3 separate regions of the Homo sapiens genome follow, and all the other regions are linked to region 3. Evidence: read pairs that join two places in POLR2A ChIA-PET (ENCODE). Cell type or tissue: MCF 10A. All regions are shown on one strand.

Region 1 (4,000 bases), 250 kb after region 3:
ATACTGGAATTTTCTCATCTTCTCTCTTGAAAATTAACTGTCAGTTTTTAGGTCATGCTAAAATACTTTTTTTTTTCAGTTTTAGATGAAATTTTGTGCAATTATAAGTTATTAATATAAAAAATTGATACAACTAATTTGTTTTTCTGAACACTATTCAAACAACTGATTTAACATCCGATTTTATAGGTAAATTAAGTAGTAATGTTAACTGACCAGATTCTGTACTGGTTTTGGTTGTCATATTGGGATTAGCTGAAGGCAAGAGAAAGAGCAGAGAGTTACAATAATTTAAAACTCAATAGTTTTTTCTTAAACACCATTATTTAATTAAATTATCTGTCCAGCAAGGATCTGATAAATAATACCTTTAGAGACCTACTGATTTAAGGGGGAGACAACTTAAGCTTTATTGTTAAACCTATATATGAGATTATATTGAATTGTCATATACAAGGTCTTTTGTTATTATTTTCCAGGGGAAAAACATCTAGAATATAAAGTTATATTCATTTAAATGTATTTTTGTTTCAAAGTGTCTAGTATTTGTTGATGTTATAGGTGTTTTGAAATAAATGTAACATAGTTGAATTGGTTTTGTGATCAGTTTATGCTGCATCCATCTAGAAATCACTGAGTTATTGTGGCGAACACCTAACAATGTCAGTGTTTGATGTTACCACACACTTGCACATAATGACGTCAACAAAGCGGGAGCCTGGTTAATGGCTTTCTTCTCTACAGAACTTGTTCAGTAATTTGCTGTACTGGTATTGGTTAATAGGGTAAATTGATTACTGTAAGGAATGCAAAAAGCATAGATTTTATTGGATACTACTGTTTCCTTTTTGCAATAAACCACATCGTAAATTTCCTGTGTTCATTCATCATTGGGTTTATATTATGTTAAATGAAAATGAATCACATTTTCTGAATATTTTTTTCCACACTTCAAAATGTCTTTTTAGATATTGTCTGCCAGCTAATTTACAGCTCTGAAACCTTGTTGTATCATTTGGAATAGAGCATTTGATAATTTAAAGTGGAATGAATCATTGTTTGATGAAGAATTGCTGTTAAATCTTTTGGGATGTAAGAATTTCTTTGCTGCAGTCATATATGTAACTGTATATTTCAGTGAGAATGCCCTCTGAACATTAGAGGACATATTCATGAATTGAAATTCCAAAAACAAATCTAATGATTTGACAGCTCTGCTCAAAAACAGAAGCTCAGCATTTTAGAGGTTGCCATTTACTGAATGAGTCAGAGGGAGTCTGGGAATACCCTTCTGTACTCTGACTCTTTTCTCCCCACTCCTTTGTGCCTGGCTGCCATTGTCCTATGGCACCCACCTAACAGAGTGGCACCCAGTCACCAGCCAGGCTTTGATTTTGTCAGTTGCAGAGGCTAACAGTCAAGAATCTCGGCACAAGAATGCCAATAGTAGCTTACTGCAGTGGCTAAACCCTTGTTCTTGTTCACATGGAGATTTCTTAAGGAAAAAATGATTTCCAAGCTATGCAGAATGGACTAAAAATACAATTTTGACTTTCAAATACCTGATTTCAATAACAATTTTTAGTGTCTAAAAATTAAGAATAGAATTAATTTTGTTATACATTGTTTGAAAGTAACTATAATCAAATCAAATATATTGACTATTTTTCCTATTTGGCTTCTTCTGACTAAACTGTTGCATTTAATATTACAAGACTTCATTTTTATGGATAATCAAGAATGTGCATGAAACCTTAATTTCCAGCATAGAGGGTAATTGCTCAGTAATCATTTACTTTCTTTAAAACATAACTGCATTTAACTAAGAAAGTAAGAAAAAGAGCTATTTTTAAAAATGGCATTGAAATGGTGTATAAGATCAAACAGCGTATGAAAAATATACCCACCTTGGTGTTATTTTACCATCTTTTACCTCAGTAACTTAAAGTGGACCTTTCTAGTTCACTTGTTTAGTCACGGGATCATAGCAGCTTGCTCATCTCTAGTGGTATGAAGCCGTATTTGAGAGGTTGGGCAATAGAGCCCTACAGTGTTATGTGATTTGCTCAGTAACAGAGGTAGCTCCAGCATGCACACCTCTGAACTGCATGAATCCACTGCCTTTTCCACTTGCCTGTGGTTTACCATTGTTCTTTGTTTCATTTACCAGGGTGAGATCTCATTTAACATGTTTTAGATTACAGAGGTTTTATAGTAGAGCTAAAAGCATATAAAACAAGAATTTATTAGAAAGGACACCAATCTTTAACAGCCTCTGCTGGTCTCAGGTTAATCTTACTATGGTATCATTTTCTTAACAATGGACTATCATAAGCTATATCATAGCTCTTATACACATTTATGCAAAACAATTAAACTATAGTGTATGAATAAACATTCCCTGACCCCCACCTGATTTTCCTACCCCCTTCTATGAGCAAGCAGATGGCCATTTTAAAGTAAGATAAGTGGAGAAAAATAGAGAAGTAATAAGGGGCAATTTGAGCAGTCAGTGTACTGTGGTATCCGTGGGACCCTTCTCCAACTTCATGTGATAGCATGCAGTATAGAAAAGGTTCTTTCAGCAAGTGTTTAGGAAAATATGTTCCAAAAGATCTGCATAACATTAGTGTAACCAAGTGTTCCTCTCTCTGGCTTCCTGTTTTGGAATTAAATGCCTTCAGGGTACTCAGAATAACTCTGTTTAGGAACACAAGAAGAATTTAACCTCTTATGTTCCTAATCAATTTTAAAAATATATATATAGATTAAATAGAAAGCAAAAAGATCTTATTCTACTTTGCTTCTCAACAGTTTCAGCTAAAAATTAAAACTGTTTATACATAAAGTCGGTGGTTTAGTTAGAAAACAAAGGTATAAACAAGAATTCTGACAGGATTATTATCAGCAAAATTTTAAGATCAGTTTTGTCCCTGTAAACAAATTTCATAGACAAACCTTTTTACATGTAGGATTATTTCCAAAAGAACTCAGTGGAAAGTTTCTACTCTGGGTGTTTGCAGGAGATAAAGGGAGCAGCTAAGCTGAATTGATGTTTACTTCTTTGTGGTGTTATTGTTCAACATTCTTAAGTTGCTTCTGCAAAGCCAGCAGAGGGAGCACCAAACAATATTTTTGTTTACCTTAAAGCTTACAATGTATTTTAAAAATATTTTCTTTCACTTGCATTAAAAAATGTCTACAATGAATAATTTGTTGATTTTACATTTTTACTGTATAGTTTTAACTTCTCTGAAATTAAAAGACTTGAGGGGCTTTATTATGCAATTTAATTCTATAAACATTCAGTAAATGCTTACTGTTTATAAGACTTGATGCGTGATGGAGAGTCAAAGGTGAATACTCCACAGTCTCTATTCTTCAATAATTTATAATTTAGTTGGAGAGAAAGAAATGTAAATATCCTCTGTTTACAATGCAGAAGGATAATAAAGGTAGAATATGGGCTAATTCTTAATAAAAAACAAATAGGGATATTATGGAGAAGGTGACATTTGAATTGGACTTTGAATAAGAGGTTTCCAAAAATGGAAATTCTAGACTGAATGGAGCAGCATGAATGCAGGGTATACTTAGAGCAAGACAATTCTAGGCCTGAGGCTAGATAGAACCTGGTTGATAGAGGGGTTATGTACTGGGAGGTGAGGTCAGAATGCTAAGGTAGAGTTAGATAATGGAGCACCTTGAAATCCGTGCTAAGTGCTTTTGAGTTTATTCTGTTGTCAGAGGAGAGCAAACTGCACACCATTTCGAGGAAACAAATAATGTTTTGATTAAATAATACTTGTTTCAGTGTGAAAGCTTGCCTGGAGAACTGAGAGATTAAAGATTAGACATTTTTATACTAGGTAAGGTCAGACATTATATCATCGTGGATAATAATAAGAGTAATGGTTGTAGTAATACCTTTCATTTGTATTTGCGAGTATACATATATATACACATGCATACATATTTGTGTATCTACAGAGAACCCTAG
Region 2 (4,000 bases), 290 kb after region 3:
GCCAGGCTGGTCTCAAACTCCTGACGTCAGGTGATCCTCCCACCTTGGCCTCCCAAAGTGTTGGGATTACAGGCGTGAGCCACCGCGCCTGGCCAAACATTATAGTCTTTAATATTTACTGTTTCCAGTCTTCTTAACTTATGCCTAAATTCAGACCTGAATTTCCCTGTGCTATTATTTCTCTTCAGCTTGGAGAACTTCCTTGTTTCTATAGTACAGGCCTGGTGGTAATGAATTGCCTTAGTGTTCCTTTTGTAGAAAATTTCTTTATTTCACTTAGATTCTTGAAGAATATTTTTACCAGATATAGAATTTTTTAAAGATATTTTTCTATGGCTTTTTGGCCTTCATTGTTTTTCTGGTGAGAAATCCATGGAAATTCTAATTGATGTTCCCCTATATTTAATATATTGTTTTTCTCTGGCTAATTTCAATATTTTCTCTTTAGTTGTGGTTTTCATTAGTTTGATTATGATGTGTATAGGTGTTGATTTATTCATATTTTTAGAGTGGTTGTCTAAACTTCTTGAGTCAGTAAATTTATTTTTTTGTCAAGTTTGAGGAGTTTTCTCTCACTATTTCTTTAAATATTATTTTTCTGCCTTATTCTCTAAACTGTTCTTCTAGGACTCCAGTTGTCTATATGTCTGATGTTCTGAAATTGTCCCACATGTCCCAAATACTTTGTTCATTTTCTTTTGTTTTTTTTTTTTCTTATCTTCAGATTGGACGACTTCATTTCATCTATCCTGTAGTTTATTCTTTCCTCAGTCATCTCCAGTTTGTTATTAATCAGATCTGTTGAATTTTTATCACAGATATTTGTATTTTTCAGGTATAAAATTTCCATTTTTTTGTACTTCCTATTTCTCTCTTGAAATGTCCTGTTTTTTAAAATCAATATGAATATATTTTTTCCTCAGTGAGCATACTTATAATAGCTGTTTTGAAGTTTTTATTTGACATTTTCAACATCTAGATAACCTAGACGTTGGAAATATCAACATCTACATATAAACCTCAACAGATTGAGTCACGTTCAATTCTCTGTTCTTTCTATGTTGGGTAATTCTTGAGTACATTTTGGATATTGTGGCTGTTATGTTCTGAAGGCTGTAGATTTCATTACATTCTTCTGAAGAATATTGATGTTCAGGAAAAATAACTAGGTGGTACTAGGTTTAATAATTGGGTGACAGAATAATCTGTACAACAAAGCCCCATGACACAAGTTTACCTGTGTACTCCTAAACTTTTTCTCTTTTTTCTTTTTTAAGGTGAAGTCTTGCTCTGTCACCCAGGCTGGAGTGCAGTTGCGTGATCTCAGCTCACTGCAACCTCCGCCTTCTGGGTTCAAGCAGTTCTCCTGCCTCAGCCTTCCGAGTAACTGGGACTACAGGGGTTCACCACTACACCTGGCTAATTTTTTGTATTTTTAGTAGAGATAAGGTTTCACCATGTTGGTCAGGCTGGTCTTGAACTCCTGACATCAAGTAATCCATCCGCCTCAGCCTCCCAAAGTGCTGAGATTACAGGCATGAGCCACTGTGCCTGGCCCTGAGCTTAAAATAAAAGTTAAATTAAAAAAAAAATAATGTTGATGTTTTCATTTTTGCAATCAATAGCTTAGTTAGACTCAAATTGCAAACTGTCATTGCCTGTAGTAGGCAGTGGCATAGAACTCAATTCAGCTCTTTTAACCTGAGTTTTAAGCTGCTTTCAGATTGCCCCACACATACATGGTTCAGGAGTCAGCCAGAGACTTGGGCTGAGTTTAAACATAGAATCTGGGGTTGTCCTCTTCTGGCTGTCTTCTTTCTTGGGCATCTGCATCATTCTCTAGCACCTATGGTTTTTCCAGGCTCTTTCCCCCAGTTTCCTCCAGTCAGAAAGATGGCAAGAGTTTTTGCTGCCTGCCCTCCCCCAGTCCTTGTGCCAACACCACCACCATTGCAGCTGCCTCCAGGGAAAAACTGCAAAAACCAAATCACTTGCTCCAGGTGTTGACTCCTCTTCAAAATCTATTTTTGTTAAATCTCCAAAGCCTCAAATAGGTTTTCTTCCTAGAATTTATATCTGTTATTTGTAGCAGGATTGGTCTGTAAGGCACTCAGTCTTCTACATCATGGGTCAGCAGATTACAGCCCTTGGGTTAAATCCAGCCACCTGCTTGTTTTATTAATAAAGTTTTGTTGGAACTAAACCACACCTATTTTTCTGTGAGTGATTTCATGCTATAATGACAGAGTTGAGTAGTAGTTGTGACAAAGACCTTATACCTAGAAAGACTAAATAAAATACTATTTGGCCCTTTAGAGACAAATTTTGGTGAACTCTGCTCTGTATCAAGAGAACTCACCTAATATTTTGACCTCTGATCCAGTGATCTGATTCTCTTCCAGCTGCCCACAGGCACAATAACATCATGTTCTAGAACATCATCTGGAATTGCGTCACTGTAGAGCACTTCTGTCTCAGGAGAAGCATTATCTCTTCTTTTTATATGCTTATACCACTTACTTCATCTCCTATTGCATCATGAAATCTGAATCTCTCTTAGCATCCTCATTTCTTTTTCTCTACTGACTCATTCCATTCAACATACAGATAAACCCAGATTGAATATATATTTCTAAAAACTCTTACTTTGACATTTATATCCCCTCAAGCTACCTGTAGTTTTTCTGTTTTTCTGTGTAACTTCTCATTAGGGTTATCTACTCTTAATACTGACACTTCCTCACCACAAGTTCATACCAATCTTTACAATTCTGCATTTTCTTCCAATATGCATTTGAAATTTATTTATTTCAGCTGGTGACAGCTGAAACATCTATCCAAATTGCCTCTTCAGATTATCTTTCTTCATTTTTCTGTAAAATGCAAGATATTGACCATGGTCTGCTGGAAGCTTTCCTTCTGTGATTTCCATGTCATTTTTATCTTTTTATATTTTTTCTGTGTCTATCAAGCTCTTCCCATTGCTGGCTCCTCTTTTCCACCTATCTCTGAAATATGGCATTTCTCAAGATTTTTCTCTGGCCTTATCTTCTTTCCCTATTAGAAATTTTCATCTACTTTAGTTGTTCCAGATATTCTTTTTATGCTAATGACTCAAATCCAAAATATATACGAGCTTTAAAGTTATATACACTTTAAACTCTAGTTCTGCCTCTTACTAATTGTGACCTTAGGCAAATTGTGTGGCCAAGATCTTTAGGACTCAGTTTGGGTAAAATAATAATGCCTTATCTCATAAGCTTGCTTATCATATTGGCAACCAGGGCAGCCCTGGTTGCCCCCAGTGGTAAGCTGTTTACTAATATACCCCGTATTTACTTTTATCTAGTTCTACCCCAGTGGTAAGCTGTTTACTAATATACCAGTATTTTCTTTCTGTCTCACTTCCCTATTCCCTTACTTGTGCTCCTGAAATCGCTTTCCAAATAGATTATTTACACTCACATCAAAGTCAGCTTCTCGGAGTAGCCCATTCTAACACATGGACCCCAAACAGAACTTGGATCTTGAATTAAAGAACAGTCTTTTTGCAGACTTTCATATGGTTATTAACCACTTTTTTCAAGTTTTAGAATTTATGTTAAAGTTAGGGCATTTTATTATAGTAAGAGGAACATGTTACCAATTTATTAAAACCACACTACTACTGTTTGTTTTTTTTCACTGTTTTGTTTATAAATACTACTCTGCTGCCCAGAGTCCTGTGCCTGCCTGTCATGCTGTAAGCCTACACTGACAGTTTGAAAATCTTGGCTATGATTTAAAAATTTTTAGCTGATAATGATTTAAAGTATTTCCTTCTATTCTCAGAGAAAATGCATATTCTCCTGGCTTGAAGACCTTTAAGGCACAAATAAATTGATCTCCAATGGCAAATTCTCTGTCTGTCCTATGGGAAGGTGGTAGAATGATTTGCTCTGGAAAGGCCTTTCTTGTACTGTCAGATTTCGTCATGTTGGGTATAAGGCTGAGTCTGACC
Region 3 (4,000 bases):
AAGTTGTTATAGAATCTCTTTGTCCATAAGGAATATTAAAGAAAAGTTTAGCATTTGAAGTTATTCTATTTGGGAATGCTTTGGAGTGAAGCTAATCTTTACACCCAGGACCACAGATTGCAATTTCACTTACCATTATCCATGGCAGGATGTTTAATTTTACTCCTGCGACCCAAAGAATTTTTAGTGAATTTTTAAAAGTGGAATGTGGAAAGTATCTCCAGCTCATTGCAAATGTGGGAATTAGATAAATAATGCTCTAAATGACCATTTATTCTATGACTTGTTATTATAATGAGGAGACATGAAAAAAAGTTAACTAAACTGTGGGTTTAAAAGTTTAGAATATCTTTTGACTGTGGCTGTAATCAGAGTCATCACGGCAATTACATTTTAGCATGTCATGATTTCTTTGGTCCACAATTGTTTTTCTTTCCAAATGTGCTGTATATAAAGGTAAAATTGAGATTTTTTCTAATGGCTTATTCTGCAAGCTAAACTTGTTTTCTAAAAACCTAATCAGACATTTCTTTCTGTTTATATGGAAATAAAGAATCTTGAATTAGGAAAAGAACCTGGTTCTCTTGCTTATGATTTTGGAAACATAGCAAAAATTTTTAATATATAGATTTATGTTATAGGGATAACTGCCTTTTTATGGTGGGCGGTGGGGGGTGCGGGAAGAAGCCTCGGTTTTGTTAATAAGCAATACCAACCTGGCTTGGAACTACTACTAAGAATTAGATATGAAAAGGATCAAGCTGCTCTAACTTAAATTTCCAGATATGTAACATGTGCGATGGCCACTTACCTAGTGGAAAAATAATATGTTTACTTTCCTACAATTTTCTGAATGCATCCTACTTTGGAGATTTACATATGATGGAAATCTCTGTGTTTAGGAGCCTGGTGTGGGAAATCTGACCTGCCAGGATTCTCCAGCCTTGCCATCCTTCCTCCTAGCTGGTGGTTCCTTCTTTATGCCACACGCCTGATTCTTCTCCTCTAGTCTGTATCCTGTAGTGTGCCCCCATCAGGCCTCCTCTGGCAGAGCACAGATTAACAGGTTCAGCCTCACTTAAAAGCTCTTTAAAGATAAAATTAGCCAGGTTTATTTCCGCCCCCACCCCCAAAAAACTATTTTTAGTCAAAGGATCTTAAGGATGAAGAAGTTCTAGAAGAGGCCTGTAAGCAGAGGCTGCTTTCAGGTTGTGGTTCCTGGAGAACCCACAGCCCAGGGCCCAGAAGCCCTTTAAAGTATTTTATGACCACTGGAGGGCTCAGAAGGAATCCCTAAATGCCTTTAAAAGTCCCAGAACCCTCCCCATTTAGCCCATGCTTGTAACCATACTGCGCCATTCCCATAACAAGGGCATGAAGAAGCTTTTGGGTAGGCTTGGAAAAATGACAGGGATGGATGTGTCCCATCTCACTGTTCCAAGGAGAAGATTGGAGGACAGGCAGCTGAAGGGACAGATACCCTGTCCAGACACTTGACAACTCCTGGGCAGTGAGCCAAGCAGTGGGCCAAGCACTGGGCACAGCTCCAGAGGCCGGGCCTATGCCCAGGGCACTCAGTGATTTAAAGCTGGCAAAAGAGAACGCTCCTGTCGGCAGGAAACTGAATTGAACAGATTGGGAAAAAGCAAAAACAGGCTGCCCAGGACGCTGTCTCCCTGGACTCAGTTTTCAGTTGTCAGCGGCAACCTGGGGTAGAGCAGATTCTGCATTTCCTCCTGCCTAGGAGGCTGGTGGAGGTGGGACCGAGTCCAGGGAGTATGCAGCACGCGAGGACCCAGCACAGGGAGGCACAGAGGAGACGCCTGGCACATACCCCACCGGGGAGAAACCTTGGCGTGGCAAAGTCATCAATTCAGTATTTTCCAGGCTAGCTTTGCCTGGGCTCTGGAGTGCCCTCTCAAAGTGAGTGCTGGGATAAGAACAGGGTTTTTCCTGTGAGTCTTGATGCTTCATAATTTCTGTAAAATGTTAGCACTTCCTTGCCCAGGGATTTATCTCAAAAAGTATCTTAAGAGAGTAAGAGAAAGAACAAGATTTTCTCAGCCTTTTATTTCATTTCTACTTTTTAGTGCTTACCCTGATTTTATAAGAAAAAGAAAAATTGAAGGCTAGGAGAAATCCCCCCTCCTGTTGCTATAGCATACTCATGCTTTTGATGTGCTGAACCACTGCAGCTATTTCTCAAGGGTTAAACGTTGGAAAGTCAGTCCTACTTCCCTACTCCTAGAGGAAGGCAAAATAGTTAGTTTCAGAGAATTCTGGACCTGGGGGAACCTAGGCATTGGGTTAGAGCCAAGAGAACATGAAAGAGAATGAAGCTTTGGATTTGCAGAAATCCAAATGGGCTTCAGGTTAATAGTGGGGGATTTGAGCTGATGGCTCACATAATTAACAGGGGGAAAAAACCTCCAGATTTTTTTTCCCTTTCTCTTTAAGTAAGAAATGACAATGAAACTCAGTAGTCATCTCAGACCTCCTGAACCAGCATCTTGGGTGGGGTGGGAGTGTGCTCAAGAATCTGCAGTTTCAACGGTTTCCTAAGTGATTTTTATATATGCTGAATTTTGAGAGCTACAGCCACACAGCTTAAGAATAATGTCATCCTTCTATGGTCCCAAATCATGAAGGGAAATAAAGACTTCATCTGAAGTCATTTCTGTATTATTTTTGGAAGCTGTAATCATTTTATAGGACATTTACCTTTCTAGTTGCCTTCATGTAGGGCAGATTTTATATTGGTAATGCTTGGCAGCAAAGGGTTACTGAGTAATTTAGTCTGGCTCTTAATAATTATAACAGCAAAAAAAAAATTGTGCTCCTCAATTTTCTGAGTGCTCACATAGAGTATCCCCATTGTACAGATGCGGACATTTGGGCATAGAGAAGTCAGGCAACTTTTCCGAAGTCAAGGTGAATGGTACAGCCAGGTTTCCAACTAAAGCATGTGGGGGTTAGAGATTGTTACATAGGTAAAGCTCCTGACACATAATAGTCGCTCAGTGAATAGTTGGTCTTACTATTACTAGGCAATGGAGTACAGCAAATGGTGGCTCATCCACACAGAAATAACCAGGAATTGACTGGACTTTCCAATCAGCAGCATGGTTGCTTTTTTTTTTTTTTTTTTTGAGACAGAGTCTTGCTCTGTTGCCCAGGCTGGAGTGCAGTGGTGTAATCTCAGCTCACTGCAACCTCCACCTCCTGGGTTCAAGTGATTCTCCTGTCTTAGTGTCTCGAGTAGCTGGGACTACAGGCAGGTGCCACCACGCCCGGCTAATTTTTGTATTTTTAGTAGGGATGGAGTTTCGCCATGTTGGCCAGGCTGGTCTCAAACTCCTGACCTCAAGTGATCCACCCGCCTTGGCCTCCCAAAGTGCTGGGATTACAGGCGTGAGCCACCACGTCTGGCCTCCATGGTTGCATTTTGTTGGACTTGCCCACCTAATTCATCCTTACTTTGTATTCAGATGTCATTTTGTGGTCTCTATACAGTGCTCTGATTTGGGACCACAATGATTAGGTGCTGAGTAAACCACAAGGCTAGAAACCTATTACTGGGTTTATCTAGTGCCTATCTGGATGAAATTTTAAAATTGTGTCTAAATACCCAAGACAACTGGCTGAATTTTTCTTGACTAACGTACACAACATCTAAGGAAAATTTCTTTAAAAGGGTAAGTAGCGATGATGCTGCATGGCATCTCCAGAGCTTTGAAGTCAGTTTTAAGAAATTGATTTGGTTACATCATTGCTTTATGAAGGCCGTAAAGTCTGTCAGCGCCTCCTGGTTCATCTCTCTAGACAGACATTCCAACATGCCTCTCACATGTTGTTCCCTGTGCTCGGAATAGACCTTCTTTTCTCTCTTCCTGGAATGCTCCAATTCATTCTTCAAGGCCACATCTCAAATGTTACGTTCTGTGTGAGGTCCCCTCATCCCAATTCCCCAGAGAAAATTACTCTCCTCTGTGCTCCCACA

The links. ChIA-PET counts read pairs that join two places held together with the same protein. Peaks named below come from ENCODE experiments on the same cell type or tissue, not always from the same donor. Only the 100,000 strongest peaks of a DNase experiment are listed, where the experiment ranks them.
Region 1: POLR2A ChIA-PET joins it to region 3 with 40 read pairs; 1 of 35 experiments calls an interaction of 5 or more read pairs at or near these places.
Region 2: POLR2A ChIA-PET joins it to region 3 with 9 read pairs; 3 of 35 experiments call an interaction of 5 or more read pairs at or near these places.

The regions. Positions count from the first base shown.
Region 1 is chr5:82,104,368-82,108,367 of GRCh38, forward strand. The region is part of intron 3 of ATG10 (autophagy related 10); the gene reads left to right. Among named protein-coding and RNA genes, the nearest start is that of ATG10, 130 kb to the left of the region's middle. In MCF 10A, a CTCF peak has its summit at 3,138 (motif pointing right); a DNase peak (open chromatin) is centred at 2,024.
Region 2 is chr5:82,145,913-82,149,912 of GRCh38, forward strand. The region is part of intron 3 of ATG10 (autophagy related 10); the gene reads left to right. Among named protein-coding and RNA genes, the nearest start is that of RPS23, 130 kb to the right of the region's middle. In MCF 10A, no CTCF peak of the experiment used is centred here; a DNase peak (open chromatin) is centred at 2,459.
Region 3 is chr5:81,856,013-81,860,012 of GRCh38, forward strand. The region is part of intron 2 of LOC124901018 (a long non-coding RNA gene); the gene reads left to right. Among named protein-coding and RNA genes, the nearest start is that of SSBP2, 110 kb to the left of the region's middle. RefSeq lists an enhancer at 1,071-1,120. In MCF 10A, CTCF peaks have their summits at 820 and 1,039; a DNase peak (open chromatin) is centred at 1,539.